Linked DNA regions of Mus musculus: all the other regions are linked to region 1. The links are chromatin loops, found by intact Hi-C in ENCODE. Cell type or tissue: heart. All regions are shown on one strand. Region 1 holds the start of Rpl7 (ribosomal protein L7). Region 2 has its middle 28 kb from the start of Gm7568. Region 3 holds the start of Ube2w (ubiquitin-conjugating enzyme E2W (putative)). Region 4 has its middle 58 kb from the start of Ly96. Region 5 holds the start of Terf1 (telomeric repeat binding factor 1). Region 6 overlaps Stau2 (staufen double-stranded RNA binding protein 2). Region 7 holds the start of Eloc (elongin C).

Region 1 (4,000 bases):
CCACGCTCAGTCCCAATAAGCTCCCTGGCCCACTAAAGACCTCCAAAGTTTACTTACTGTCTTCAGGGCAAACTTCTTCCTCAGGCGCTTCACCTTCAACTCTGCGAAATTCCTTCGCTTTTTCTTGAGGGTTTCTGGCACAGCGGGAACCTTTTTCTTGAGAGTTTTTGGCCCAGCAGGAACCTTTTTCTTAAGGGTTCCTGGCACAGTGGCAACCTTCTTTTTCTTCTCTCTGTTGTTTGTAGAGAATTACTAGTAGGTCAAAAAACTTCCTGGTGATGTATCACACACACTAGGTGCTCAGAACTACGTTAAAACTGTCACCCACTCAAACCGGCAGCATCTAGCATCTCCGTCGTTCCCGAAAGCTCTACTGGAGATGCAGCGTTCATGCCCACAACCTTCACGTTATACACACCTTACTTAAAGGTAAACATGTATGACATTAAAGAGATTTATGCCTAACCCCAGCCATCAGTCCTGGCCTGTGAATTGTTACAAGTTGTCAAGTCACACTGAAAAAACTGTACTGCACACTTTTTGGGTTCCAGGACTCACTGATCCTCGATCAAGTCTCAAGCTCCATATGCAGGAGGCTGCCGGTAAGCAGCCGGCTAAGATAACTTTAGCTACAAAGGATCTCGTTCCATGATTCCGCGGAATACATTCTACCGAAGAACGGACCTCCGCCCAAGTAGCCGGATCCGCAGTCTGCCCTCAGTTTGCTCCTGGTACTGCCAAGGCCTCCGCGCGGAGGCCCCCCGCACTCCCTCCTAGTACCACACGGCGTCACAAACACCCAGACAGGCAGGCAGTGGTTCCAGGCTACACTCAGATACAGGAAAAGTGAGACAAAATGCCTCTAGTTTGGGGGATGGAGAAGGATTCTGGGGGAGAGAAGAATCGACTTACGGAACAGCCTCCATGGTTCCAGCCGGAAAAGAAGAGAGAAAGGTGGCGCATGCGCACTGTCTCCTTAAAGGTCTCAGGGCGCGAAGCCCCACGCCTTATAGCTGTCCTGAGATAAGCCGGAAAATAATCTAGAATTGAGATTTTTGCACTTTGCTGGCGCAAAATGAACAGCTTGGCTTAGTCACGGCCAGCCAACTTTATGGTAAAACTCATCGGAAAACAAATGCACTGAATACATTTTTTTTTTTTTTTTTTTTTTTTTTAATGAATAGAGTGGGGACACCTCGTCAGCTCTGGGCTTAATTTCTCCAGGTTGCGTTGACAACCCTAGGGTCAGGCTCTGCGGAATTCGTTGGACCCAAAAGGCATGTTCAGGGATGTGAACTACAAGTCCCAGCATGCGTCGCTGCATAACCCGCGGGGCTGGAGGGCGACGTTGACCGACACTCTGGGCAGCCTTCGCGGCGGTGATTCCCATTAGGCTCACTAGAGTATGAGGCTTCACGTCCTCAGCGGCTAGCTGAGCTATGAAATCACTGTCTGTCACCTCCTCCGGCTCTCTGCGGCCCGTGGCCACGCAGCCCTGCTCCCCCACCTCGGCTGCGCTGCCGAGGTCCTTTTTCCGCCCGACTGCCGGGCTGTCTTCCGCAGCGCCTGATCATCGGCCGCCAGGTCCACAGTCCCTCGGTTGGCGAAAGCAGCGAGACCGGGAAGAGTGATGACCCGAAGGTCCGAGGAGGATGGGGGGGTTCGCTGCTGCGGGACCCGGCAGGCGCAAGCCACGGCGACCCTCAGCAGGGGGCGTGAGCCGCGAAGAGTGGCACGACGAGGGCGGGAGCCTTCGGCCGCGGTCGTGGAAGAGGGGCTGCCCCGCGCGGTGGGGCGGCCGGCGGGAGGGCGAGCGGGGAGGGGAGGCTGGGCCGGGGGCGGGGTGCGACCGGGGGCGGGGAGGGCCGAGCTGAGGGAGGGCCGATGCCACTGCAGCGGCCGGCGCTTCCCGGCGGTGGGTTATATAGCGCGGAGTGTGGAGCTACCTCAGAGCCGGCTGGGAACGCTCAGACGCTGCGGGGCCCCGTGCCCGAGTGACAGCGGCGCGAGTGCAGGGCAGGGGACCCGAGTCGCGCTGGCAGCTCGAGCGGTTGGCAGCCCTCGCGTGCGCCCCGCAAGTCGGCCCTTCCCGGCGCTGCCCGCACCCTCCCGCAACTTGAGTCAAGTTGACAACTCCCGCGTCCCGACGCATCCGCTCGGCGCACCCCTGTCCTAGGAAGACGGGGAGCCGCTGCAGCAGCGCCGGGGACGTTCGGGCGGCGGCGGCTTGGCCATGAGGGCAGCGCGCGTCGCCTAACTCGCGGCTGTCACCGCCGCTGCAGCGGGACTGGACGGACGGACGGACGCTGTGGGACAAACAGGCGGCCGCCAGCAGGAGGCGCCGAGCCGGGAGCAGCGGCAGGCACAGCCCGTGGCCACTGCGCCGAGCCCGGGCGGAACTGGCCCCGCGCAATTCAGCCCCGCAGCACCTCGGGGGCGGACTCCGGGCGCAGCCTTCGCGTCCGGATCGCGGTGACAAGCGCCTCCGGGGCCAGGAGCTGGGCTGTCTGGCGCAGGGAGAGTGAGGACACGGTGCTGGGCTGCTGCGGGACCCGGGGCGTCGCGATGAACATCGTAGTGGAGTTCTTCGTGGTCACTTTCAAAGTGCTGTGGGCGTTCGTGCTGGCCGCGGCGCGCTGGCTGGTGCGGCCCAAGGAGAAGAGCGTGGCCGGCCAGGTGTGCCTCATCACGGGCGCGGGCAGCGGCCTGGGCCGCCTCTTTGCTCTCGAGTTCGCCCGGCGCCGGGCGCTGCTGGTTCTCTGGGACATCAACACGCAGAGCAATGAGGAGACCGCAGGCATGGTTCGCCACATCTACCGGGACCTGGAGGCGGCCGACGCTGCTGCTCTGCAAGGTAATGCCTGTGTATTGTTGAGTCAAACATCTCCCCAGCCCGGAGGGTCTCCACTGCCTAGTGTCATGGGCAGCCTCGCTCTCCCGGAAAGGAACACCCCGCTGGTCTTCTGGAAGGCGAGTGGAATTTGCCCCTTGATAAGAGAGCAAGGTTTTCTGTGTTAGAAGACTGAAAGCGTGCAAAACATAGGAGATCCTGTTTCTTCGGTCCCAAGCTGAGGTTTCCTAAACTCTGCGAGTAGTGTAAGACAGGGGGAACTTGCTACCGCAGGTTTGGGTCCAAAAGTAATTTCTCAGTCTGATTTGCATGTGGCATGATGGGAAGATAGAGAGTCTTGAGAAGTTGTTTCCACAGTGGACTGAAACAGTTATCTGTTTCTGTGAGGTCTGAGCTGCTTAGACTTGGGCGCTATAGATCCTTTCACTATAACTTTAGCTCCTGGAAAATAATTACATTGTTTCCCCAGCCTTAAGTAAGTGCTTTAGTTACTAACCCTGAGTAAATATGAGTGCTTCCCTTCCTCTTGAGAAAGTGCTTTCTCTCGCCCCCCCCCGCCCCCCCCCCGCCTTTTGCAAAATTTCTCTCATGATTTGGAGGCACCCCAATCTACATCTTATGTGTTTAACAATTAGTTTGCGCCTGAAACTTTTTTAAAGCCTAAGTAGAGATCATGACCCACTATAGATACTGTTCTAGGAAAATTGGTGGCTAAATTGACTTGGGCTCCATTCTCCCATATACCTGTCATTTGTTACCAAACTTACCAGAAGCTGTGTGTTTTATGTAAGGTTCAAAATGTTACATTTTCAAAGCTAGTGTGGAGAGGCAACAAATTTGGGCATTTGTGCTCCCTACCCAATCTTAAAAGCAATGCTTTAGAGAAGAGATTTTGATTTCGATGCTGTTTGGACTCTAATGTGGTACACTTGCATATTATTAACCTCTAAACTTTATCTGTGAGATTAATTCTTAGGGGAATCAGTTTAAAATTAAACCAGTGACTTGCATTCTTTCATTAGAAACTGCTCATTCATTGCTTGGCTTTGAATGAGTTTAGATTGTTGCTTACAGTTTGGATTTGTGAGCCTTAAAGTGAATTTCTGTTTTGAGAGCAGAGCTCTCTCTGGCCACCAGCTTCCTCCCCAC
Region 2 (4,000 bases), 120 kb after region 1:
GCATCATCCAAATGATCATTGCTTACAACACCCTCTATCCTGGGCATCAACACTCAGCCTCTGTTGCCAGTTGGAGACCTTTTATTGAATGTCCCACACTTATGTCAGTTTCAGAAGTCCAGAACGAATCCTATTGTCGCTTGCCCAGCTCTCCAAGTCAGGAGCCTGGATGGCCCGACCTACCCTATGTGGGAATGCAGCATTAAGGCCTGCCACCTCCGTTTTCTAAGGAGGTGTGGCACTATGTCTGGCTTAGACCTGACATTTCAAAGGCTTGTTCCAGGACTTCGAGGACTATGCACACCTTCTTAGGTCTATGTTACCTTTTCCCATCTGCCCTTGCCTCTTCAGGGATCTTATTCACCCGGGTTCTTCCTCAGCTGAGCACCTAATTATAATTTCTGGCACACAGTAGTTGATCAATATTTATTGATTAATTCATTGATGTCTTCTAGTCAATCATAAGTCATGTTTATGAGTGCTTACTCTGTGCCACATATAGCTCAAAACACTTTGGATGTATTGACTCATAGAATTAATGTATTTAATCTATATAACTACACTGCTACCTTGATTTTATAGCTGAGGAAAGTTAAGCTTAATTTACACATCTAGAAACTGAGTGGGGAGACCAAGAATTGAATACACTGGTAATCTGACCCCTGCCTTCGAACTCCACTCTGATTTTTTTTTAATTATTATATGTGTGTATGAGTGTGTAGATTTGTGCATGTGAGTACAGGTGCCTGCAAAGGCCAGAAGAGTTGAAGTCACAGACAGTTGAGCTGCCTGATGAGGGTACCAGGAGTTGTACTCCAGACCCCCAACTCTATTTTGTTTTGTTTTGCTTTGTTTTGTTTTGTTTTTCAAGACAGGGTTTCTCTGTGTAACAGGGACTGGCTGTCCTGGCACTTGCTTTGCAGACCAGACTGGCCTTGAACTCATGCTCCTAGAGATCCTCCTGGCTCTGCCTCTCAAGTGCAATTACAGGCATGTGCTACTATGCACGACTCAGACTCCCAACTCTTCCACTCTTCCCAACCCACCACTGCTTCTTTGGTGGTGGATGGAGAAGAAACAAGTCAACAGTTGCACAGGTTGGAGGTGGTGGTGATGAGGAGGTTGATGCTGAGAAAACCTCAATGTTTACAAGGATTTACCCCCAGGGGAAAAACATGCATCTTGATTACAGTTGGCCAAGCCAAGTACTACATTAAGAAAAGCAGGCTTAGCGGGTAGAATGTCTTTTCAGTAGTACATTTGTGGCTACTGGCCTGAGTCTTCACACTGCTTCATCCATAAACATTGTAGCTGTAGTGGAGCTAATCATGAAGAGCTCCAGTGTATTCGATTGGGTATCTGTAGAAGCTGCAACCTCTCATCTCCCTACCCTCAGAGATTCTCTTTGGAGGTTATATCCAGTCTGGGTCTTTGCCAGGTCTGGGTGCTCATGAGTCACGTTGAGTTGATGAAGGCAGACCTTATTCCTTTCTCTGTGCTCAAGAATGAGGTATGATCAGTGGCTAGGATCATTCTGGAAAATGACTATGTGGGAGGTTTGGGGGAGGCTCAAGAGGAAAAGCTCCCCCCCTCTTTTTTTGAAATTGTTCATTCCTGAAGCTGATGAGAAGACAGCCCAGAGCCCTCCTCCAGAGCAGCACATTTCTTCATTCTTCTCCAAGGCAAGCTCTTTAGTTTGCAATCCAAATTTCTGATTCTATCTATTGTCTGTCTTCTACTCACGCAAGCCATCAAGTCTCTTCCCTACTTTGAACACCCTTGAGCAAAGTTTGCAAGAAAATAAAACTAAGATTGCCTCTGTGTTTACCCCTCTCCATTATGGACTCAAACTTCTCTTCTATCAAAACCTCTCAGGAAACAAAGGCAGAGGAGTTGCCTTGAATTTTCGGATGTGTAGAGACCAGGATGGAGAACCTTGTTACTGCCTTGTCCCACCCCCTTGTTATTGCTCTAGCTGAAGGAAAGGAGGCTTATATAAAATATGCTAATTTAAGATGACTGGAAATGTTTTCTTTTTTTTGCTCTAGGTAGTTTTATGACTCATTCAGGATACTTCTGCAGTTCATAAGAACCTTGGAACCAAAGACTGAAAGGGTTAAACACAGCCAAACAAAGCCATACAGCCTTGACAAACTTAAAAGCTGTCTGTGACACTTGGGAGAATGGTATTCGGTTATTTAAGCTTCCCTGTCATCTACCTTGAGAGTAAGGACTAGCACATGATTAAAAAGTGCCTTACTTCCCTGGGAAGTGTGGCAGGTAGCCACACTTTTGGGTTGCAATGCTAAGCAGTGTTTCTGTCTTTGCAAATGACTACTCCACCTAGTGGGGCAGTCACACTGGCACAATGTAAATGAGGGTAAGCTTCTGTTTCAGGATGGGCCAGCCAGGTAGCAGCTTTCCTAAGACTCTAGAATGAAGTCAAAAGAGAAAGATGGCGTTTCTTCCAGTGTCTGTGCACTAGGATTCTGTTTCTGGCCATGTTTTCCCATGAGTGCATACAGGAAGCAGGCGGTGGTTTAGGGAGACAGCAGGGGGAACTGAGAGAGATGATGAGCTTCCTAGTTTCCACCTAACCTACTACTTCCTGGCTCCAGTTGGCATCTGGATTTCTGCCCTTGGGTTCTGTGAAACACCCTCTGGCTTTGTACCAAATCTCCCATTGCTGGTTTTACTTGCCTGTCCTAACTATAGTGGGAAGAATCCTTTCAAGTGTTTGATCAAAATTTCATAACCATCTGAGACAGAATTTCAGTGACTATGGGAGAGAAGTTTAGAGCTACAGTGTTCTGGTGGTGGTGGTGGTGGTGGTGTGTCATCATGTTATGCATGTGGGAATGAGATACAGGAGGTTCATTCAATGTCTAAACTAGGTTCCTAGAGTCGGTCAATAAACTGTTGTTCTTCTAATATCCATTAGTGGGCTAAAATGCTCTGTTTACTTTTTATATGTGTGTACATTTATGTTTGGTTATTTATTGCTTTCAAATGTATTTATTCGTGGTGCGAATGTGTACACACATCTGTCAGAGCATGACTAGAGATCAGAGGACAGCTTTCAGGAGTCAGTTCTCTCCTTCTACCTGGTGGTTCTGAGGATTGAACTTGGGACACCAGGCTTGGTAGCAGGTGCCTTTACCTCCTAGGTTGTCAACTCAGGCCCCATGTGCACATCCTCAGCAACTCTGCATGCTCCTTCCTACATCTTCTCATTCTCAGGTTTTAGATGGAAAGCTGAAGGCTGAAGATGTTAAATGACTTCAATAAGGTTACAAGTTAAGATAACTAGTTTATTCTCTCAGGCAAGATGCTGTATCCAAGCAGGCACGACTTCTCTGTCCAGGTCACCGCTCACAGAATCAGAGAGGAATCTTCTTGAGGCAGATGTTTCCATTATTCTTCCAGTCAACATTTTCCAAGTGCTTGATATATTAAATATCCAACTTTCTACACTGAGTACTTACTGGATTAAATATTGTTTCAGGCAGAAGACAATGTCCATTGAAGGTTAAAGAGTGTTCACTCTAGTAAATGTGCATGGGGGAGAAATGGAAGACATTTATGTGAAATAAGGTGCATGTCTAGAGATATAGGTGTGGTGGCATAAGCCTATAATTCTGCATGAACAAGGCTCAAGGAAGAGGCTCATGAGCTCAGGGCCAACCTAGAAAATAAAGATACAGAGCAAGCTCTGGGCAGTTATTGTCCTCACTCACATCATCAGGATTTACACACCAGTACATAGGTCTGGACACATTCCCAAAGCCACCAAGGCATTCTGGGAGACTCTGGATAATAAGCTAAGCTTCCCACCCCCACACCCCTCTGTGTGTGATGTGTCCATGTGGGTATTTGCACATGGAGGCCAGAGGTTGCTGTGCCATCTCCAATTGCTTCCTGCTTTATTTGTTTGAGACAAAGTCTCTCACAGAACCTGGGAACTCAGTAATTTAGCTAGACTGTCCTGCTGAGAGTTTTC
Region 3 (4,000 bases), 510 kb after region 1:
TAGCCAATACCTGGCAAGCACCTGTAACTCAGATCCAGAGCAGGTGTGGCCTACACAGGTACTTTCATACCCACATACCCACCCAGAGATAACATACACAATTAAGAAATAAGAAATAAATCTGTGTCAAAATGCTACTATTTCCAGGAAAAATGATCAGATACTTTAAAAGAGATACATATAAAAGGTCAAGATTTAACTTTAGAACAGAAAGGATCCGTTCCCACTCTAATCCAACAAAAGAAAGACGCTGCTACTCTTCCACAGCACTGCCTGAGGCATAGAAACAGGCATAAAAAGCACTTTCCCCCACTGCTGAAGACAAAGTAAATTCCAAAAATAGCAATCTCTTACAAACAAATCTGCCTTTTCCAAAAACTAAGTATAAAAGCTAACCAGCTCTCATGCCAGATACAATCCCAGTGTGGATTTTAATCTTCATTTTTAGTCTTAAATAATGCCTGTATCTTAAGACAGATCACCGTCAAGTGTTAGTAACAAATAATGTCTTAATACAGATAAAAATCTTAAAGCAATCATATAGCCCATCTGCTGTCAACTGATGTTCCACAGTTCCTTTTTTGGCCTCAAATGATGAAACTTCTCTAACGTCTCTGGGGAGACTAGTAAAGTATAACGTTTCCTGAAATTGTTCTTGTTTCACTGCACCATTTCGTGACACCTCTTCACCTAAGAATGCTACTGCAGGAAAGGCCAAAAGTACAAGCAAATGCAAAAAGAATACCATAAGGAAAGCTGATTGAAGGAAGATACAGGGGAAGGAGGGAAATGCGTAAGAATGCAAACCATTGCTAGCAGAGAAGCGCCAACAACGAGATCTTGCTTATTCTTCTAGAAACAAAAACCAAAAATTCTAAGGAAAATGCGGATGTTACTCGAGGATGATGTTAAAACTCCAAAAAGCGTTCCGCTGACACGCTACAAGAGTTCTACTCTCTCTTCCTATGTGCTTTAACACCGCTAGCCCTATCTGCAAATTAAATGCCGGCTATAGATAATGCAATCTCTAGAAACTACAATTGTGGTTGCCATCTTTGCCTGAAAATTTTTTCTTTTATTGGATTTGCAAGGGGGGGGGGGAATACATTAAGTTGGAAGCTACAAAAAACACCTTCAAGTCTGACAGAGCACAGGTTAACAGGCGTCTCCTACCAAACTAAGGTTTTAAAGGTCTGGGAAAGAAAGGCAAAGGAGCCACGGCCTTACCAATCCCGCAAGGGTGGGGCATCGCAAGAAAAAAAAATTTAAGAGGGCGAGTTTCTATCGAGGCCGAGGAGCAGGCCCACGAGCTCGCACGTTGTGGTAGCACAGGACGCTGGGGACAGGGACGAAGGGCGGCTTCGAAGAAGAGACGTGGGCTGCCAGGGAATGCCCAGAGTGCGGGCTGATAGAAGGAGGCACCCACCGGGCACCGGATGAAGATCAGAGAAGAACGAGCATGAGTCCGGCGATCCGAGGCTGCGCGTGGGAGGCCGGGCAGAGGCCGCGGAGCGCCGTGGGCAGGCGGCCGTCCTCGGCGAGGGGCTCTGCCGGTCTCCGGCCGCCCCGACCGCGGGTGACGGCGGCGGGCACAGCTGTTTCCACCCCGCTGGGGAGCGCGAGGGGAAAAGCATCCCGGCGGTGGCCAGGGAGCCGAGCGGCAGGCATCCTCGCGTAGGGGCGCGGAGCGGAGCCCCCACCGCGAAGCGCACGACGAACTTCGCCCTTTCTTCCCCCTAAGCCGCCTTTATGCCACAACTTCGCGGCCGCTACTGTCCGCGGCCACCGGCCGACACCCCCGCTCGGCTCGCCGCCAGGCGATCCCCCGACGCCCCGAGGTCAGGGAAGGTCGCCCGGAGCCAGGCCCAGAGGTCTCGGACGCCGACCCCGCGCAGACGCTCACCTCGTCTCGATGGCCCCCTCGCCCTCCCCGCTGCAGCAGCTCCGCTCACCTGCATTGACGCCATGATGAAACCATCCCCCCAAGGCCAGCGAGGCCCGAGACGCAGGGGGCGGAGCCGCCGTGCTCGCGTCACGCCGCGGGGGCCCAACATCCCGGGCACGGGGGTGGAGTCGCCGATGGGAAGGGGCCCGCGTGTCCGATTGGCTAGCGCGCGGGTGCCCGGGGCGGGGCGGGGCGGGGCCAGGCCGGGCTCCCTAGGTACCTTGCATCCCAGCCAATTTATACGCGGGCCCACCCTCAGTGCTGGCGGAGGCGCTGCTCCAGGTCGGACTGAAGCGTTATGCCGAGGTCACAATGCTGTCCGGGCATTTGGCAGGGAGGGGATCTCATTTTGTTTTTCCAGCTACAAGTGTAAGATTTACAGCCCACCCCCTTCATATGTCTTTTTTACACCTACCGTGTTTTCGCTCCTGAGGCAGATACAACTTCGCCTGGAGATGCTTTCTGGTATTTGCAGACCTAGGAAGCTTCTACTTTGAGGGGCAGAGAGTCACAGGTTTCCCTATAGGACAGAATGAAAACTGAGAGCAGTGATCTTAAAAGCAAGAACAATTGGATTTGAAACGTGCTGGAAAGGGAAGGAGGGTGAATAATGGAGTTCCCTTTTGTGTGCAATTTTCTAGTTCCCTAACCCTCTAAATTGTAAAGTCCAGGTATACCATAAGAGTCGTTGTTACATCAGTCTTACTTTTGATTAACAATTTGACTCTAGCCGTGAAATCTCAATATAATGAATATAGTTTACGTAATTTAATACTTAATACTTAATACTTAAACCTTCTGCCATGCCTAGATTTCTCTTCACCCTATTCTGTGGTGGGCAGTTGCATGATCAGACGACCTATGAGTGAGCTTGAGTAGAAATCGCTGAGCATACAGAATTTATTCTAGGAATGCACCAGTTCTGCCAGCATTTATCAGAAGTCACATTTTTAAAGCTCCTCCGGAACCAAAGATGTCGTTTACTTAAATACCAAACGAAAAATGGAAGCCAAAAGCTTGCACCTCATGTCCTGTCTCTAAAGGAATCAGAGAGGATGGCATGTTGAGTAGAAGGCTTTTACTTTACCCGGATGAAAGTTTAAATCTTTATTTTTATTGACTTGGCTTCATTTTTAGACATTTCTCTAAAATATAAATATAATGGTGATGTAGGTTATCACTCTCACACTTAAGCTAGAGCACGATGTTCCTCTGAGAACATCCGTAAGGAAATGTGTTCAAGAGAGGAAAAGATGTCTAAATCTGCCAGTTTTTCTGTGGTGTAATATTCAAGACGGTTTCTCTTCACCATGGAGGAACTTTTCCATGGGGTTTGCATGACTTGGAGTACAGGACTCAACCAGAAGCATATCCGCTATCAGTTCAGGTATGTCGTTACCATCACAACATGGAACAAAGTGCCCACATAGCCCAGTGATGAGGTACGCTTACAGGAAAGAGTCTCCACCAGGCCTTCCAGAGATCTTTGTCCCTGTGATCTCAGGCTGTAATGTACCAGCTAATGTTCATGTTGTTTTAAAAGTTGATTCTTCTCAAAGGTGTAAATGACAAAGGAGACTCTACAAACATGGCATTATGACCTCATCAAAGTAAATGGCCTACTAGACAAGGTACTCAGAAGGAAGAAAAGCAATTACACCTTGGTGTTGCTTACAGTAGAACTAATGTCAGGTTTCCACCTCACAGGTGTCCAAGGGATCTTCACGGGAGGCAAAGTCACATCCTAGGAAATTCTAAGCAGCTCATAACTACCTATCGTCTTTATTCTTTAATTAATACATAATAGGGTCTGGGGTGTATAGTTCACTGGGAAAACCTGTGGTTAACATGTAGGAGATCCTGGATTTGATCTCTGAGTACGGAAAGCAAAACAAAAGGCAAAAATATATAACAGACTGTTCGCCGACATACTCAGGAGCAAGGAGTGATGTAGAGGCTATTTTCAGTGAGAATAAGTGTTCCTAAAGCTCTTGACTGCCCGTTATTTGATGGAGATACTCACATTTTTTTCCCAGAACATGGCTTATTAGTGGA
Region 4 (4,000 bases), 640 kb after region 1:
TATTCTCCTGCTTTTTTACCACTAACTAGGAACTGGGTTTGGCCTTAATTCAGACAGCCTTGGCTCTGTCTGGACAGGTCCAGACGACTGACACCATTAACACTTTGTCAGCCTCAGTGACTACAGTCATAGATGAACAGGCCTCAGCTAATGTCAAGATACAGAGAGGTCTCATGCTGGTTAATCAACTCATAGATCTTGTCCAGATACAACTAGATGTATTATGACAAATAACTCAGCTGAGATGTGAACAAAAGTTTCCGGGATTGTGTGTTACTTCCATTCAGTATGAGAAATTTACTAGGGCAGCTAATTTGTCAAAAAGTCTTTCTCAGTATATGTTACAGAATTGGACGGCTGAATTTGAACAGATCCTTCGGGAATTGAGACTTCAGGTCAACTCCACGCGCTTGGACCTGTCCCTGACCAAAGGATTACCCAATTGGATCTCCTCAGCATTTTCTTTCTTTAAAAATTGGGTGGGATTAATATTACTTGGAGATACACTTTGCTGTGGATTAGTGTTGCTTCTTTGATTGGTCTGTAAGCTTAAGGCCCAAACTAGGAGAGACAAGGTGGTTATTGCCCAGGCGCTTGCAGGACTAGAACATGGAGCTTCCCCTGATATATCTATGCTTAGGCAATAGGTCGCTGGCCACTCAGCTCTTATATCCCATGAGGCTAGTCTCATTGCACGGGATAGAGTGAGTGTGCTTCAGCAGCCCGAGAGAGTTGCACGGCTAAGCACTGCAATGGAAAGGCTCTGCGGCATATATGAGCCTATTCTAGGGAGACATGTCATCTTTCAAGAAGGTTGAGTGTCCAAGTGTCCTTCTCTCCAGGCAAAACGACACGGGAGCAGGTCAGGGTTGCTCTGGGTAAAAGCCTGTGAGCCTAAGAGCTAATCCTGTACATGGCTCCTTTACCTACACACTGGGGATTTGACCTCTATCTCCACTCTCATTAATATGGGTGGCCTATTTGCTCTTATTAAAAGGAAAGGGGGAGATGTTGGGAGCCGCGCCCACATTCGCCGTTACAAGATGGCGCTGACAGCTGTGTTCTAAGTGGTAAACAAATAATCTGCGCATGTGCCGAGGGTGGTTCTTCACTCCATGTGCTCTGCCTTCCTCGTGACGTCAACTCGGCCGATGGGCTGCAGCCAATCAGGGAGTGACACGTCCTAGGCGAAGGAAAATTCTCCTTAATAGGGACGGGGTTTCGTTTTCTCTCTCTCTTGCTTCTTGCACTCTGGCTCCTGAAGATGTAAGCAATAAAGCTTTGCCGCAGAAGATTCTGGTCTGTTGCGTCTTTCCTGGCCGGTCGTGAGAACGCGTTTAATAACAAACCTGAAAAGCAGACTGGCCTCATTGCAGGACGGGGGCCTTCCTCCTCCCTCCAGCAGCTCCAGCTCTCCTGCACCTCAGACTGTGCTTCCCCACTCCCGAGCGGTGTCCTGGGGCTTTCCTATGGCCCAACATTTGCCCCGTGACAGCTTGGGGTAAGGTTGGTCAACTCCTGCTTCCCAACTCCCCCAGCGGCCATGCCCTGTGGCAGAGCAGACTCAGGACACACAACCCTACATGATCCCTTAGATGGATTTTTATTGTTTTCTTTCCAAAGCTCTCTTCTATTGTTTGGAGACAGTGTCTTATGCACCCCATAATAGCCTTAAACTCTCCATGTACCTTGAACTTCTGATCTTTCTGCCACAGCTTCCTAAGTGCTAGGATTACAGGCATGTGGTACTAAGGATCAAACCCAGGGTATCACGTATTCCCAACAAGCACTCTATGGACAGAGCAACATCCCTGTCCCCAAAACTTCCTTCCTAGTAGTTAGATCTACTGTGGAAACAGAAACAAATAGTGACTTTTATAAAATTTCTTTCTGGATTCCAATAGTACAAAATTAAGCAGCCCAGGGCCTGTCTGAAGGCTGCATTATTAAGGAACCATTTGCTTTTGGGCACAATCATCCCTGTGGACCTCACCAGGGCATTCTGAGAGGACTCCATATTACTTCTACTTTCTAGTGGCTGAGAGGGATGGAGGACACACCCACTTCTTATAAGAGCATGGCCTAAGTGTGTTTGCCCTAAATACTTTTACTCACTTCTTACTTATCAAAAGTTGGTTGTGTGACTGACTATATTTAGCTGGAGAGGAGGCGGAAAATGTCCTTACTGGGGCACAGAATATAAACTAGGAGCTCTGAATGGATAATGGGGACACCTAGTGGTCCCTTACAGAATGGCCAATTTAGATTAATTAGTGTGATTAATATTTAAATGGTTCATTAGACTGCAATCAATACAAGAGTATGGGCCTTTTTGTTTTTGATCATCACTGCGTTCTTTTCCTTTATCCCAGTGCCTGGTACTTTTTAATAAATATTTGATGAAAATGCACCTGTATTGGTTTGGTTTTGTTGTGCTAGGAAGCATTCGTGAACTCCAAAAGACCACCAAGGAGTTGACGCCTATGTAATCATACTTAAGTTTGGGCTTACTTACTGTCCCAGAACTCTCATCAGGAAAAGGTTTAATTGGAAAATAAGAGCAAACAAGGGGCTTTCCAGCCTGGCAAGCACTAATTGAATGTCTATCGACAGGTGGGTGCTCTGAAGCAAGACCATATACAATTAAGAATAGTCTGAAAGTACATTTGAAACAATCAGACAAATCTTTGATTAACTGTTGCTAGGAAGTAGCTAGAGAGCTAGCCAAGGACAAGCCATGGGGTCCTTCCTGGTGTGTGTGTATTAATTTTATTTTATTTTTCATTTAAGATGGAGGCCGATTCCAAGATGGAGTAGGGTTGGCCTCTCAGTTTCTTACTACTTTTTGCATTTCTCTGTCTTAGAGTTGAAGCTACAGCCATATCAAATCTCTGTTGGTTACAATGAAATAAGTTGCCTCCTTGAATTGAATGTGTAGCTAAGGGTAGAATACATGCTTTGTACAGAGTGAAGCACTGGGTTCAGTGTCCAGTATCTGCACTCGTCTGTGTGACCACACACACACACACACACACACACACACACACACACCATTTTGCTGTTGTTTAAATTTCGTAGATGACTTTTCAAGTTATAATACATTTTTTATTCTTGAGACAGGGTCTCATGTATCTTAGGATGACTTAAAATTCTCTATGGTAACCAGTGCTAGTGCTGAACTCATAATCTTCCTGCCTCAATCTCCTGAGTGCTGTGATTACAGGCATGTACCACCACACCCAGTTCTCTAATCCTCTTAAAAATATCTACAACCTATAAGATGTTAGCAGTAATAGAGAAAAGGAGAGGGGAGCTGTTCTAAATATAGACACAAATGTGGTTAATGTGTGAAAAAATATAGGCACAAATGTGTGAAATCTGTATGAGGTTCAATTATGAGTCTGAAAGCCAGGAAGTGAAGCAATAATTTTAGGCGAGGGAAGTGAAAAGTTTCTGTTTTCTTCATGTTCATGAATGGGCCTGATGGAACCAGATTGCTAAGGAGAGCAGCTTTTAGGCAAGGAGGACACACCACATCCGTCTTCTGTGTGCAGAGAAGTGTGTGTGTGTGTGTGTGTGTGTGTGTGTGTGTGTGTGCAAATAGGAAGTTAAGTCTGGAACTGGTGGCAAGAACTGAAGCAAAGGTAATGGAGGAGTACTGCTTTCTGGCTTGTTCTTCCTGGCATGCTCAGTGCTTTCTTATGTAATCTGGGACCACTGGCCCAGGGTGGCACAGCCTACAGGAGACTGGATACTCCACATATTAACCATTAATACAGGAAATGCCAAATAGACATGCCTACAGGCCAATCTAATGGAGTTATTTTCTCAATTAAGGTTCCCTCTTCCCTCATGAACTTGAATCAAGTTGAAAAACAAACTAGCCAGTACAATGCCATTCTACTTGTTTGTTTGTTTGGTTTGGTTTGGTTTTTTGAGACTGGGTTTCTCTGTGTAGCCTTGGGTGTCTGGAAGCTAGCTTTGTAGACCAAGCTGGCCT
Region 5 (4,000 bases), 300 kb before region 1:
GTGGAAAGTGGATCGTGATTGCATGGCCATGAAGGCCAGAGTGATGAAGTAGGAACAGAGCAGGCAGAACAGAACGTGGCCAATGATATCTCTGGGGTTATTGACAGGAAAGTAGACATATCACATAGAAAGTCGATATCTGCGTAGCTCTAGTGCTTAAAGGCTTATTATAAATATATAGGTTTTGAGTAATTTATTTGGGAACTAAATGATCAAATGTGGGGTACTGTTGGGAACTAAAAGGGGGCCCTGGGGAAGAAGGGGAAGGGAAAAGGCCCACACCCCGTCGGAGTTCCATCTAGTCTCTGGTCAGTCAGGTGTGGTAGGGCTGCTAACTACCTTCCACTCATCCCTGGGTGAACATTCCTCTATCCCACTCTTCAGGGCATAGCTCAGGGGCAGCCCTACCTGGGATTCCCGGAGCTACCTTGCTAAAGCCCCGGGGTTATAGGAGAGAGGGATGAGGGAAGAGGTTCCCAACACCTGCAAGAGTGCACGCAGCCTTGATGAGCAGAGACTCTCTATGGTTTAAGAGCTTTATTATAGAAATGCAGGAGAAAGAGAGAAGAGAGAGGGGGGGGGGCGGGCTAGAGAGAAAGAGAGTAAGAGGGAGAGAGGAGAGGAGACGAGACGAGAAAACAGAGAGGAGAGAGGAGAGAAGACAAAGAGAGGAGAGATGGTGAGAGTGAGGGGTAAGAGGGAGACAAGAGTAAGCAGTAAGAGCGTAACAGCCCTTTTTATGTTCTTTACTGTTGTTAGGTAACTGGGGAGGAGTTGAGCCTGAAGGTCAAAAGCTAGGGCCATTGCCTACGTGACTACTGAACATGCTTCTCTTGTGGGGGCTGTGTGTGTGTGTGTGGGGGGGGGGGCGGTAACTTAGGCAGGAGCCAGAGTTCCAGGAGCATGAGGGAACGCCTACTGTGTCATGAAGGTGCATTATGACCATCGGGGTTAAGACCTCAGCTCAACTGGAGACCAACCTGCAATTCCCCACAGGGTAGAACCCCCAAATAATATTTACTGCAACACCATCTCTAGAGCCTGGGGGTAATATGCCCTCATGGTCATGAAAGACCCACAATGTGAGGGCTCCCCCACGTTCTGACTCAGGAGAGGCGACACCCCAAAATCACCCACAAGAAACGGGTCTTGCTGCAAATTGCAAGAGGATTTTTTATTCAAGAGCGCTCTCGGGCCCATGGTCATACACCACGCAGGGGTAGAGGACCGTGGCGCCCCAGTAGCTGGGTAAGGGGGTATTTAAAGGAAGAAACCGAAACTCAAGGAAGTGGGGAGGGCGTTGTTGGAAGATACCAAAGATACCAGTTAAGAGTCACAAGGAAGTGTAAAGTTAATAGAGTCACAAGGAATACCTGGTAATTGTTAACTCTCAAGACAGCTTCTAAGAGCCCCTAACAATAGCACATTTGCATTGCAGGTTCTGGTAATGGCCAGGGTGACTTTCTTTGAATGAGCACTCTTTGAACCCAGGAAGCGGGTGGGTAGAGGAATGTCGCTATCTCTTTTATGATTAGCATACCTTTACAAAGGCCACATTCCCAAGCCTGGGCCTAAAGGCCTAGAATTCTGTTTTTACGTTGTTATACTTTCATTCAATGCAAACATTGTACAGTAATAGTGATCAAAATGTGGTCCTGGGACTAACAGTCTCAGCATTCATGGGGAACTGACTAGACTTGCGAATTCCAGGGTCAGCACCATCCTACCCGCTCACCCCAGGCAGAACTTTAGTGAAAAATCAGAGCCCAGCAATTTCAGCTTTAATAACCCCGGATTTCAATAAAATGAACACATAGGGTAGAAAGACAGTGTGATTACAGTGTAACAGGGTTAAATGCTCATGTTTATGGCGACAAGTTAAAATTTCTGGTGCTGCTGCTGCCATAACGCTCAAGTGCTCCAGGCTGGCCTAGACTTTGTAGTTGAAGATGGCCCTAATTCCTAATCTTCCTGTCTCCACCTCCTGAGTGCTGCTGGGATTATAGACGCGCAGTGCCATGCAGTCAAAATCTGCAGTCAAAAACCTCTCGGTTTTAACTACCCTGTTTCCAGCGCAGATTGCATTTTTTAAAATGTATCTTAGCCTATCATCCAGAAGCTACACTATCCAAAACGCCTGGGCTCGGATCGACAAGGAATTTAGCAGTTCTCAGCCAATCGGAAGCCAAGCTCCAGCCACTAGCCCACCCTAGCGATGCGATTGGCTGACTTCCACGCCCACCGCGAGCAAATCAGCGCACGGCGCCAGCTGAGGCACGGCGAGCGCTTTCGGTTTAACATGGCGGAGACGGTCTCCTCAGCGGCCCGGGACGCGCCGAGCCGTGAGGGCTGGACAGATTCGGATTCTCCAGAGCAGGAGGAGGTGGGAGACGACGCGGAGCTGCTCCAGTGCCAGCTTCAGCTGGGGACCCCGAGAGAGATGGAGAACGCGGAGCTTGTGGCTGAGGTGGAGGCCGTGGCTGCGGGCTGGATGCTCGACTTCCTCTGCCTGTCTCTGTGCCGAGCCTTCCGTGACGGCCGCTCCGAGGACTTTCGTCGTACTCGTGACAGCGCCGAGGGTGAGTGCGGGCTCCCGGGCCGGAGGCTGCGTCGCGGCCGAGACCTGCTTGCCCCGCACACACCGGGGCGGGATCCCAGGCGGGAGACGGCGCGAAACCGGCCGCTTCCTGTTTGCTGGAAGTCCTGGCTCCCGCCCCCACGCCTTCCGCGTCCCCTGGACAGAATGTTTGTTTGTTTGTTTTAAAGGGAGCCAGCCCAGTTGCTACCGCTGCTTCTGGAGCCAAACTCTAACAGATGAATATAGAAACATTTAAGAAGGGCCGGGATGCGGCTGCCAAGGGAGGTAGTACAGCTTGTCAATGCTTATCTTGCAAGCCAGGGAACCTGCGTTTGATCCCCAGAGCCTATGCCATACACATATACTTACAGCGCTGGGAAGACCGGTGACTAGGGCTCACTGACCCCTGGCCCAACCCAATTTGGCAAGCTTTAGGCCAGTGGAAGGCCAAAAACAAAGGCCTGGGGAGGAAGGATTTTTAAACTCCAGGGGATCAAATTTCCGTCTTTTGGCCTCAACGGGCACTGTATACACATGTTACACAGACAGACGTGCAGGTAAAATACCCATATTCATAAAATAAAAATAAATGAATCTTTTGTTTAAATGTTTAAAAAGTTTGACAGTGCCTGAAAACTCAGACCCAAGTTTGTCTTCTGGCCTGTGTGTTGGTGAGAGACATCCAGGAATATGGTTGGCTTACCAGTGTACATATTCACTGCCAAGTGTATCTTTGTGTTTGTTCAAACACGCCTTTAATCCCAGCACTTGGGAGGCAGAGGCAGGCGGATTTCTGAGTTCCAGGCCAGCCTGGTCTACAAAGTGAGTTCCAGGACAGCCAGGTCTATACAGAGAAACCCTGTCCCGAAAAGCCAACCAACCAAACAAAAAAGAAATAAATGTTATAAAGTTGATTATGAATTGAACAAGTTCAATGGAAACCTTTACATATGTATACTACTTCCTAAAATACAAAGAACTTCATGGTATAAATTGCAAAGTAGTGATTTGATACATTTTATAATTTAGATGTGAATCTTGGTAAAAACAATTTTGAGTATCTGTTTCACATTTGAGTTATGGTTTGTTAGAACAGTAATATTACAACTTTTTAAAGATTTTTAAAAAATTAATTCGAATCTACAGTTCTAAATTTATGATCAGTTTTTGTTGAGTATTATATTAGGGTTCTCTTGAGTAACAACTTTTTAAGAATCCAGTAATGTTCGGTCTATGATGCTTGATATCGCCAGTATATGCCAGAATCCCAAAGTCGACTCCACTGTCAGTGAAGGAATGGACTTGCTCCTGAGAGTGGGAGTAAGTGGGGAGAGGGAGAGCGTCCCTCTTCCATGTCCTCTATAAAGGCTTCCACCAGAAGGCGAGGCCCAGATTGGAGGTGAGTTGTTCCTCCTCAAAAGA
Region 6 (4,000 bases), 200 kb after region 1:
TAGACTTCTCTTTGCTTTTATTTGATTCACAAGTTTTAGCTTTCCTTGGAGGTGTGGGTGGGGCATATAAAGATTAATAAGTATTTCTGAAACTCTATTTAATGAAATTATTGTTCCTTGACCAAGACCATATGTCATTACTGTTTGGCCCACAAATGCCACCAGAAATATAAATGTAAACTAAGATATTTCCAGTTATTTGTTGTTTGTCTCTAGGATTAACTAATGATGGGAAAGTACCTATTATCCCACAAAGGAACAAGACGGAAGCTTCTTGTTCTGCTGGCCACTGATGGGATGTCTAAAAGGAAGACTCTGGAGACCAGCCTTGAGTCTTCTCCAGTGGGGTTCAAAGATAACCTAAATTAACTAACTTGTAAATATTTTTCTTCAAATTGGAAACTTTATGGTTCGTGCTTCAGAGGTAGAATGCTGTGTTTAAGATCAAACATTGTAAACCGAAGAAAATCTGTAACACAAATGAACTGTCTTGACCTATGACAAAGAGAGACTTCAGACCCATATACATACATATCCTCACAGTGTACACGCAAGGAATTTAATAAAAAGTTATTGCATGACTTAGCTTTTGTGTTATCTTTTACTCTGGATTATTCTTACTTGAGTAGTTACTGAAGTAGAAAAAAAACCTGCTACAATGTAATCTTTTAAAAGGAAACAACAGAAACGATTAATCTCCCAGTTAGCAGCAAGAGCTGCAACAATACAGTTTGAGGTGTTAAGCAACTACCTTGAAGAAGAAGTTTGGGGACTGATGAGATGGCTTAGCGGTTAAGAGCACTGACTGCTCTTCTGGAGGTCCTGAGTTCAAATCCCAGCAACCACATGGTGGCTCACAACCACCTGTAATGAGATCTGAAGACAGCTACAGTGTACTTACATATAATAAATAAATAAAATCTTTTTTTAAAGAGGAGAAGCTTAACTGTAGGCAGACACAGGCACATCATAGTGAAGTCTACAGGATGCATCACTTGGCATGAAATACTATGGCACCTGAAGGTGCTTTATAATGCAGCATTGCTGAGCAGATCCTTACTCCTCTATTGAGCGATCAAATTTTAAATCCTCCAAGTCAGTGAGCAAGGCTCAATACCTGGAAGACACAGAAGCCTCTGTTGTGAGTTCTACTAGCTACATAGATGGAGGAGCCTAAAATGAAAAAAAAATTAATGAAATAGGGCTTCTTTTCATAAAACTGATCTAAATGATGGCCAACAATTTTAAAATTACTCAATCACAGAACATCGAAACATACTGCCTCTTGTTTGAAAAGCAATAAGTGTTCCTAATTTTTTTCCTTGCACAGAGGCATACCGAACAACCAGTAATTGAATGATGTATAATGACTACCTGCTTTTTAAATTAAAATGTTAAGCTGAAACAATTCAAGTATTGAGCCTGTACTTGGAGGTAGAAACTGATAGAATGTGCTGGCTCAACTTGAGCTGTCTCCCTTGAAGTGTTCTGTAGGATGCTGCCTGCAGGGAAGGTGTCACCAACTCAGCAACACAGTCTACACCAGAACAAAAGCATAGCCTGCTGCCCTTCAGAGACAGCAAGAGACAGAAGGACAATGCAGAGGACATGTGCAGAGAAAGGACAGGAAAGGGCTAGTGATGTTAACATGAACATAAGAGTATTGTTTGCCCACTTCTACAACCTCTGACTAGGACATTTTAAAAGCTCCAGTTTGTACTGGCTGTTTCTTTTTGAAAGCATATTCTCAGATCCATGAAACTGGTAAAGCTTACAAAAACTTTTTATATTCATAAAAGCCCAGGTGGGCTGGCAGCTGACAGAACTAGGTTAGAAATGACTTCTGAGAGCCACCCTGTCACTGCTATGAGACTCACTGTCCTAGTTAAAGTGGGGTCTTCCATAGCACCTTCTTAGGACCTTGGAACAAACACGTCGATGATGGTAATTTTCAGTATTCCCGGTAAAATCAATGTTTAGAGCAAAGTATGATGTTTTAGAATTGTGTGCTTTCATTTGATGTCTTAGAACTCAGCTGTAAGTGGTTTGCGTGTTTCGCCCCTGTGGACCCCTGATACCTTCCTGGTGACGCGGATTTCCCCACGTGCACACACATGCTGGCACTCTTCTCCTTCCACATGACAGGATCCAGGGCAGCTTGGACTCCCTAGTCCCAATGGCTAGTGTGTTACAAAGTGGTGGCCATAAAGACTCAAAGTCAGGGTGCTTCTGTCTCTCCTGCAGCTTACTTTTGCCACCTAGTGGGGGAGGCCGTTCCAGGGTCAGGTTGTGTGTTCTGTGTGAGATTGACTTTAGATAAGAAAACGATTAAACACTTTTCTTTTAAAAAAAAATAATACCTTAAATTGCCCGGTCCCGACTCTACTGGAAAACAACAACAACAACACACACACAAGAAAAAACAAAAACAAAAAACAATTAAAACAAAAACTACTTTTCACTACAACAATTAGCCTAGAAAATTCTGGGCATTTTGTTGTTGCTGTTACTTGTAATTTTTGAGGAAACATTATCCTTTCCTTGTTTCTATTCTCTCTTTCCTTAGCTAGTAGGCCTTACAAGCTGAGGGTCTAGCTTACTCCCATCTCGTTCTGAAGGCAGAAGTGCAGATCTACACCGTTATCTGTAGTTTTCAGAGATCGCGCAAGGCAAGTCTTCAGTTATTTACCGAGTATCCCCACATTTCATGTGTCAGAAATTGATGTCACCATTCAAAATAAACAAAGTAGCCATGTCATACCACACTAGTATACCAGCTGTACTGGCTGGTTTTGTGTGTCAACTTGACACAAGCTGGAGTTGTCACAGAGAAAGGAGCTTCAGTTGGGGATGCGCCTCCATGAGATCCAACTGTAAGGCATTTTCTCAATTAGTGATCAAGGGGAAAGGCCCCTTGTGGGTGGGACCATCCCTGCGCTGGTAGTCTTTGGGTTCTATAAAAGAGCAGGCTGAGCAAGCAGGGGGAAGCAAGTCAGTAAGGAACATCCCTTCATGGCCTCTGCATCAGCTCCTGCTTCCTGACCTGCTTGAGTTCCAGTCCTGCATCCTTTAGATAAGCTTGACAGTCTGTACCCAATAAAGCCACCTAGGATTTTGTCAAGTTTGTACTAAAAGTGTCAATTTGGGGAAGCGTGCCAACTGAAGAGTAAGGTATTTTCTAATCTGTGGAGATCAAACGCCCGCCATTTGTTTAGAGATTTAATTCCACTCAGCAATGGCTTTGTTTCCCACAGACAAGTCCTGGGCCTCCTTGCTTATTGATTCCCATGTGCTGCTGTGTGCTTCTGAGGTCTTACATATCAGTGTGTGGCTTCATCCAGCCTTTACCATCATAGGATTCACCGGTCCAGATAGGAGCATCTTTCTAATACAGGATCCTGTCGACTGCAATCAAGAGAAATCTGTTTCTACTTATGTAGATCAGAAGCTTTCTTTCTCTCTCCTTCCTCATTTTCTCTATCTCTGCCATATCACACTGGCTATAATCATAAATATAAGGTTGTAGAATAAGTCCTGCCTTGTTCTTACTGTTATGAGGAAAGCATTCAGTTTTCCCCTAGGAAGACAACAGTGCCTAGAGGGTTTTTGGTAGATGTTCTTTATCAAGTTAAAGGAATTCTTTCACATTCTGAGATATTCAGTTCTTTCAAAACTAAAGAATGTTTAGTCATTAACAAGGAAGGAATGTTAGGCTCAGTCACAGCCACCAAGGCAATTAGCATCCATTGGGGAGGGACTAGGAGGAAGCCTTTCTCCTCTGTATGTCTGCCAGCCCAAGCTATGGCCACCATAGTAGCTTCTCCCTTGCTCCTATATGAAGACTGTCTGCCCCAAAGAACAAACTGCGTGCCGTTCAGTGCTGCTTTCTACATGCAGCGACTTCATCTCAAACAGCACATGGCCCAGGAGCTCCCAGCGAACTTGGTCTCTGACCCTACACAATTTTGTTTTAATTTCCATGCTCTACCTTGTCTTATAA
Region 7 (4,000 bases), 550 kb after region 1:
TCTAGGAATGAAAGACAAGATTTGGTTTTAATTTATATTTCAAATCAGATGACGTTCTACCGATTTGAACTCTACATCTTTAGATCAAGCTAACTGTATTTTAAATGGACTATTTTTTTAAGCTACTACACCTGAGCATGGTGGTGTACACCTTAAACCCCAGCACTCAAGAAGCAGAGGTAGTTGGATCTGAGTTCTGGGCCAGCCAGGTCCACAAAGTGAGTGCCAGGTCAGGCAGGGCTGGCTATAACCTTATCTGGCATATGTTCCAAGCATTTGTGTCCTTGGAATTTCCTGACTAGGTCAAGTTCACTCACACTTTAAGGCCCTTGCGTTTGCAGTGACTGCTGTGGGAAGCTCTTCCTTTAAACCTCCCTATGATGTTTCTAGCTCAAACATCAAATCCCAAGGGTCTTTCCCTGTCCAAGGTCTTATTGATGTATCCCCTCCCCCCACTTTCTTTTTTATTGAGGGAGAGTCAACAGGGCTTTACTGGACCTCTTGGTTGACCTGGAACTCTTGTCAATCCTTTGCTTGTTTGAGCTTCCTGAATATTCTGAATAAAGGTTTACAGGTTTCTGACATCATGCCTATTTCTACACCAAAAACTGTGTGTGTAAATTTTCAAGTATTGGATGTCTTTGTCTTACTGTACTTAGTAAACTATCAAAGCATTTGGAGTCTATTAACATATCAAAGCATACATGCAAAGACTTTCCTATTACATTCCAATCTGACATACACCCCTGCACAAAACCCCAATCTTTCCCTGAAGCAATAAGACGAAGATCTGCGCAATTTCTTAAGAACTTAGTATACAGAGAAGTAAACTATCACCTTGCTTCTATACCATTGCCTATGTACACTGCAGCATTCCTATCTTATCTAGCAATGAAGCAGATTTTCTCCATTTGAAATAGATACCATCTGGGTGTGGTGATCTACTCCTTCAATCCCAGTGCTTGGAAGCCAGAGGCATACGGGCCATGCAAGTATACATGGTCGAGTTTCAGGCTAGCAAGGGCTACAAGTCTCAAAAAAGAAATGGATTTTTTTAAAAAATAGCATTATGAGGTAATAAACCAACATTTCTTGTGTGTGTGTGTGTGATGCTGGAGAACCAGCCCAGGGTCTCTGGACATTAGGCAAACATGCTACATCAAATTACCGACCCAGTCTGGTAATTAGAGAAATATCATATGAAGGATGAGAAGCCATTTATAAATTAAATAGGGGGATGAAGATATGGAGTAGTGGCACACAAGAGTGCGGACTCAGTGTAGTTGAGGTCCAAGGTTAATCCAAGCAAGTTGAAAAGATAAGAGCCAGCATGGCGGCTACACCTTTAAAACTAACAACTGGGAGATAGGCCTGGTGGGCCACACATTTAGACCAGACGAGTTACTGAGTACAACTTCCATGTCATCCAAGAGTACTCAAAAAATTGATAAATAGAAATATAGAAACCCCAAATTACTATAAATTAACAAACATCCATGATATAAAACCACAACAGTTTACTCATCACTGAAGATTAAATCCACTTGTGAACTTCGACGGCTTAATAACACATAATATAAACGAGATCAAGTATTTACCATCTTAGACCACTTAACAGAAAATAAAATTCAATTTGGGACTAAGAAGCAGATCTGGTAGTATGGACCAAGTTGTAAAACTATTTCAATTGCTTTCTACACTAGAAAGTGCAGAGTAGGCATGCTTGCACTAAATGACAAAACTTTCATGCTCACAAAACTGAAGAGTTCCTTAAGGGAAACTAAATAAATGGGCACTGTACCTGGCACTAGATAACTCCTTTCAGGCAAAAATGAGAGGTAGATAGATGCACAAATGAGCCAATGTACCCAGCCAGGCAGAAATTACCCAAGTTGTCCAGAAGGTAAACTTTCTTTCAGGGTCCTATAGCTTAAAGCGGCGAGGGCTCTCTCCTGGGTCTAGCGACTGATTTTAACAGTAAAACAAATACAAGCGCACATGAGGTAGGCAAAACGGAAAAGCGATCCGGCTGCCATGCTCTTAACTCCACCCTCCCCGCGCTCAGCCTGGAGGAGGCCCAGCCAGCCCGCACCTCCTGTCCTCTCCCCTTTCCAGACCCACCGAGCTGAGCTAGTTAAGGTCCCGCCAAACTCCTCTCCCCTCCCCCAAGCCAGGAGCTGGGGAGGCCGGAGAGACTCAGAGCTTCCGTTCCTTCCCCGCCCAGACGGGAAGGGGTGAGCAGAGGGATAACTAAAGCATCCAGTCCCAGCCGCACTAACTCTCCTAGCGAAATCAGATCCCGATTCCCACCATAGCCCGACACTCACTAGCCAGTCCCGCAGCTACCGCAGCCGTAACCCCACGTACCGCCACAGCCCCTATTCAGGGCCGCCCCCCTCCCACCCCCAGCGGCCTACCCCTGTGGGTTCCGGGGCACAGAAAGGAATTACTTCCGTCGCGTCACAGCCGCTTTCTGTAACGCGCGGGAGACTGGTACCTGGCAAGGCCGAGACGCGATCTGCCGGTAACTTGCGTCTGGAGGAAGTGCGTTGTGGGCAGTAAAACAGGCCCATTTAAGAGACATCGCTACCAAATCCCAACCAATGAGATGCTAGGACTTCTTGGTTCCCAGAATGCAGCGCCATCCGGATCCAATTTCTGCCGAGAAAAGCTGAGCCGGCGAGGCAGCAGTGCATTCTGGGATATGTAGTTTCTTACAAGGTTTCGGCTAGTGTTTGGTCCGAAGTGACACTGCATCTTGGGACTTGTGGTTTTCTGTGTAGCGCTGAAATTTTTGATGTCTTTAAAGCTTGTCTCAACCTCTTTGTTTAAAGTAATACACATCAACGGGCATCTTAACAAGCTCCCAATGTGTTTGCCTCATTTCCTCTCTTCCCGATATAGGTCAGTGTTTACTGAAATATGCCACGCCCACCCGTCCAGTTCTCGCTGCCTATCACCATTACTTAAATCAGGGCCCATTATTTCTGCTCCTCACCTCCCCAGTTCCACGCCCCCCTCAACCAAACCTTTTCATTGGCTTTTCCGTGGTTACCTAGGCACCTTTCCTAGAAAGCTGAAAAGCAGCTCAGTTAAGTTTCCTCTCTGCTGTTTTCATGGAGTGGGCTTGAAAACCTAGATTCAAGATACTCAGTTAATCAGTCGCAGCTGTGTAATAGTATCCCACAAAAGGAAGTATAGTATGTATGTGCTATTTGGAATTTCTGAAACTTCTCAAAGGGTTTTGTTTTTGAATTTTTGAGACAGGGTATTTCAGTGTTACCCTGGAACTACGAGTCCCAGACTAGCTATGTATTTGGGGACAATTCTATCTCCTTCCTTAGCCATCAGGCACAGTAATTTCCCTATGTAATCCTTGGCTGCCCTCCAACTCCAATTTATAATTCTGTTTCAGCCTCAAAGTGTTGAAACGACAGGTGTTGCCTACCATGGGTTGCTCTGAAAGTGTTTGTCTGTTTGTTTGTGTTTGTGTTTTTGCTTTATTTGATTTGGCAGCTATGTATGCTTTTATGGAATTGAAAGCAAAAATATAGCTGCGGCCTTGAATTAATTTTCAAAGGCTTTGGAGAAATAATGAAAGTGTTTTGGTTGTATCCATAATTCAAAGTAGTTTCATAGTAAAAGAGGCATTTGGTAGCAGAAGATAAAACTAAAGAAAAAAATATGAAAAAACTAAGTGAGACCTGAGTCTCCCTTTAGGCAGTAAGGGTGGGCCCGACTTCCATCGTATATCTTGACTAAAGAACCAAGGATAGGTTCATGCGGCTGGCTCAGGATTCCGTTGGTTTGTTTTAAGATTTATTTGTTTGCTTTTTAAATTTTATTTGTTTTTTTTTCTTTTTCTTTTCTTTTTTTTTTGTTTCTGTTTTTTGTTTTGTTTTGTTTTTGTTTTTGTTTTTTTGAGGCAGGGTTTCTCTGTATAGCCCTGGCTATCCTGGAACTCACTCTGTAGACCAGGCTGGCCTTGAACTCAGAAATC

What was found. A loop is a pair of places that touch in the nucleus more often than their neighbours do. Peaks named below come from ENCODE experiments on the same cell type or tissue, not always from the same donor. Only the 100,000 strongest peaks of a DNase experiment are listed, where the experiment ranks them.
Region 2: it touches region 1 in a loop (2.6-fold over the local background); 5 of 42 quality-filtered maps call a loop at or near these places.
Region 3: it touches region 1 in a loop (7-fold over the local background); 3 of 42 quality-filtered maps call a loop at or near these places.
Region 4: it touches region 1 in a loop (3-fold over the local background); 2 of 42 quality-filtered maps call a loop at or near these places.
Region 5: it touches region 1 in a loop (4-fold over the local background); 18 of 42 quality-filtered maps call a loop at or near these places.
Region 6: a loop joins it to region 1, with 2.5 times the contacts of the local background. A loop is called at or near these places in 19 of 42 quality-filtered maps.
Region 7: it touches region 1 in a loop (4-fold over the local background); 15 of 42 quality-filtered maps call a loop at or near these places.

The regions. Positions count from the first base shown.
Region 1 is chr1:16,103,453-16,107,452 of GRCm38, forward strand. Rpl7 (ribosomal protein L7) reads right to left here and starts at 981. Exons shown (of 7, transcript NM_011291.5): 1 at 913-981; 2 at 58-232. The coding sequence starts at 926. Rdh10 (retinol dehydrogenase 10 (all-trans)) reads left to right here and starts at 2,430. Exons shown (of 6, transcript NM_133832.3): 1 at 2,430-2,854. The coding sequence starts at 2,566. In heart, CTCF peaks have their summits at 804 and 2,334 (motif pointing right); DNase peaks (open chromatin) are centred at 969, 1,319, 1,579 and 2,359; H3K4me3 peaks cover 3,660 bases; H3K27ac peaks cover 2,879 bases.
Region 2 is chr1:16,223,040-16,227,039 of GRCm38, forward strand. No RefSeq gene overlaps it. Among named protein-coding and RNA genes, the nearest start is that of Gm7568, 28 kb to the right of the region's middle. In heart, a CTCF peak has its summit at 2,356; no DNase peak of the experiment used is centred here.
Region 3 is chr1:16,617,285-16,621,284 of GRCm38, forward strand. Ube2w (ubiquitin-conjugating enzyme E2W (putative)) reads right to left here and starts at 2,007. Exons shown (of 6, transcript NM_025773.4): 1 at 1,953-2,007. The coding sequence starts at 1,967. In heart, no CTCF peak of the experiment used is centred here; DNase peaks (open chromatin) are centred at 1,367 and 2,037; H3K4me3 peaks cover 2,500 bases; H3K27ac peaks cover 1,635 bases.
Region 4 is chr1:16,743,979-16,747,978 of GRCm38, forward strand. No RefSeq gene overlaps it. Among named protein-coding and RNA genes, the nearest start is that of Ly96, 58 kb to the left of the region's middle. In heart, a CTCF peak has its summit at 2,238 (motif pointing left); no DNase peak of the experiment used is centred here.
Region 5 is chr1:15,803,379-15,807,378 of GRCm38, forward strand. Terf1 (telomeric repeat binding factor 1) reads left to right here and starts at 2,268. Exons shown (of 10, transcript NM_009352.3): 1 at 2,268-2,579. The coding sequence starts at 2,300. In heart, no CTCF peak of the experiment used is centred here; DNase peaks (open chromatin) are centred at 2,223, 2,623 and 2,973; H3K4me3 peaks cover 1,980 bases; H3K27ac peaks cover 1,664 bases.
Region 6 is chr1:16,302,834-16,306,833 of GRCm38, forward strand. The region is part of intron 12 of Stau2 (staufen double-stranded RNA binding protein 2); the gene reads right to left. It overlaps C130013N14Rik (a long non-coding RNA gene), which reads right to left. Exons shown (of 2, transcript XR_003947751.1): 2 at 1-3,405. Among named protein-coding and RNA genes, the nearest start is that of C130013N14Rik, 9.9 kb to the right of the region's middle. In heart, a CTCF peak has its summit at 2,275 (motif pointing left); no DNase peak of the experiment used is centred here.
Region 7 is chr1:16,654,495-16,658,494 of GRCm38, forward strand. It overlaps Eloc (elongin C), which reads right to left and starts at 2,371. Exons shown (of 4, transcript NM_026456.4): 1 at 2,328-2,371. D030040B21Rik (RIKEN cDNA D030040B21 gene) reads left to right here and starts at 3,058. Exons shown (of 4, transcript NR_037998.1): 1 at 3,058-4,000. In heart, a CTCF peak has its summit at 2,383; a DNase peak (open chromatin) is centred at 2,537; H3K4me3 peaks cover 2,855 bases; H3K27ac peaks cover 2,120 bases.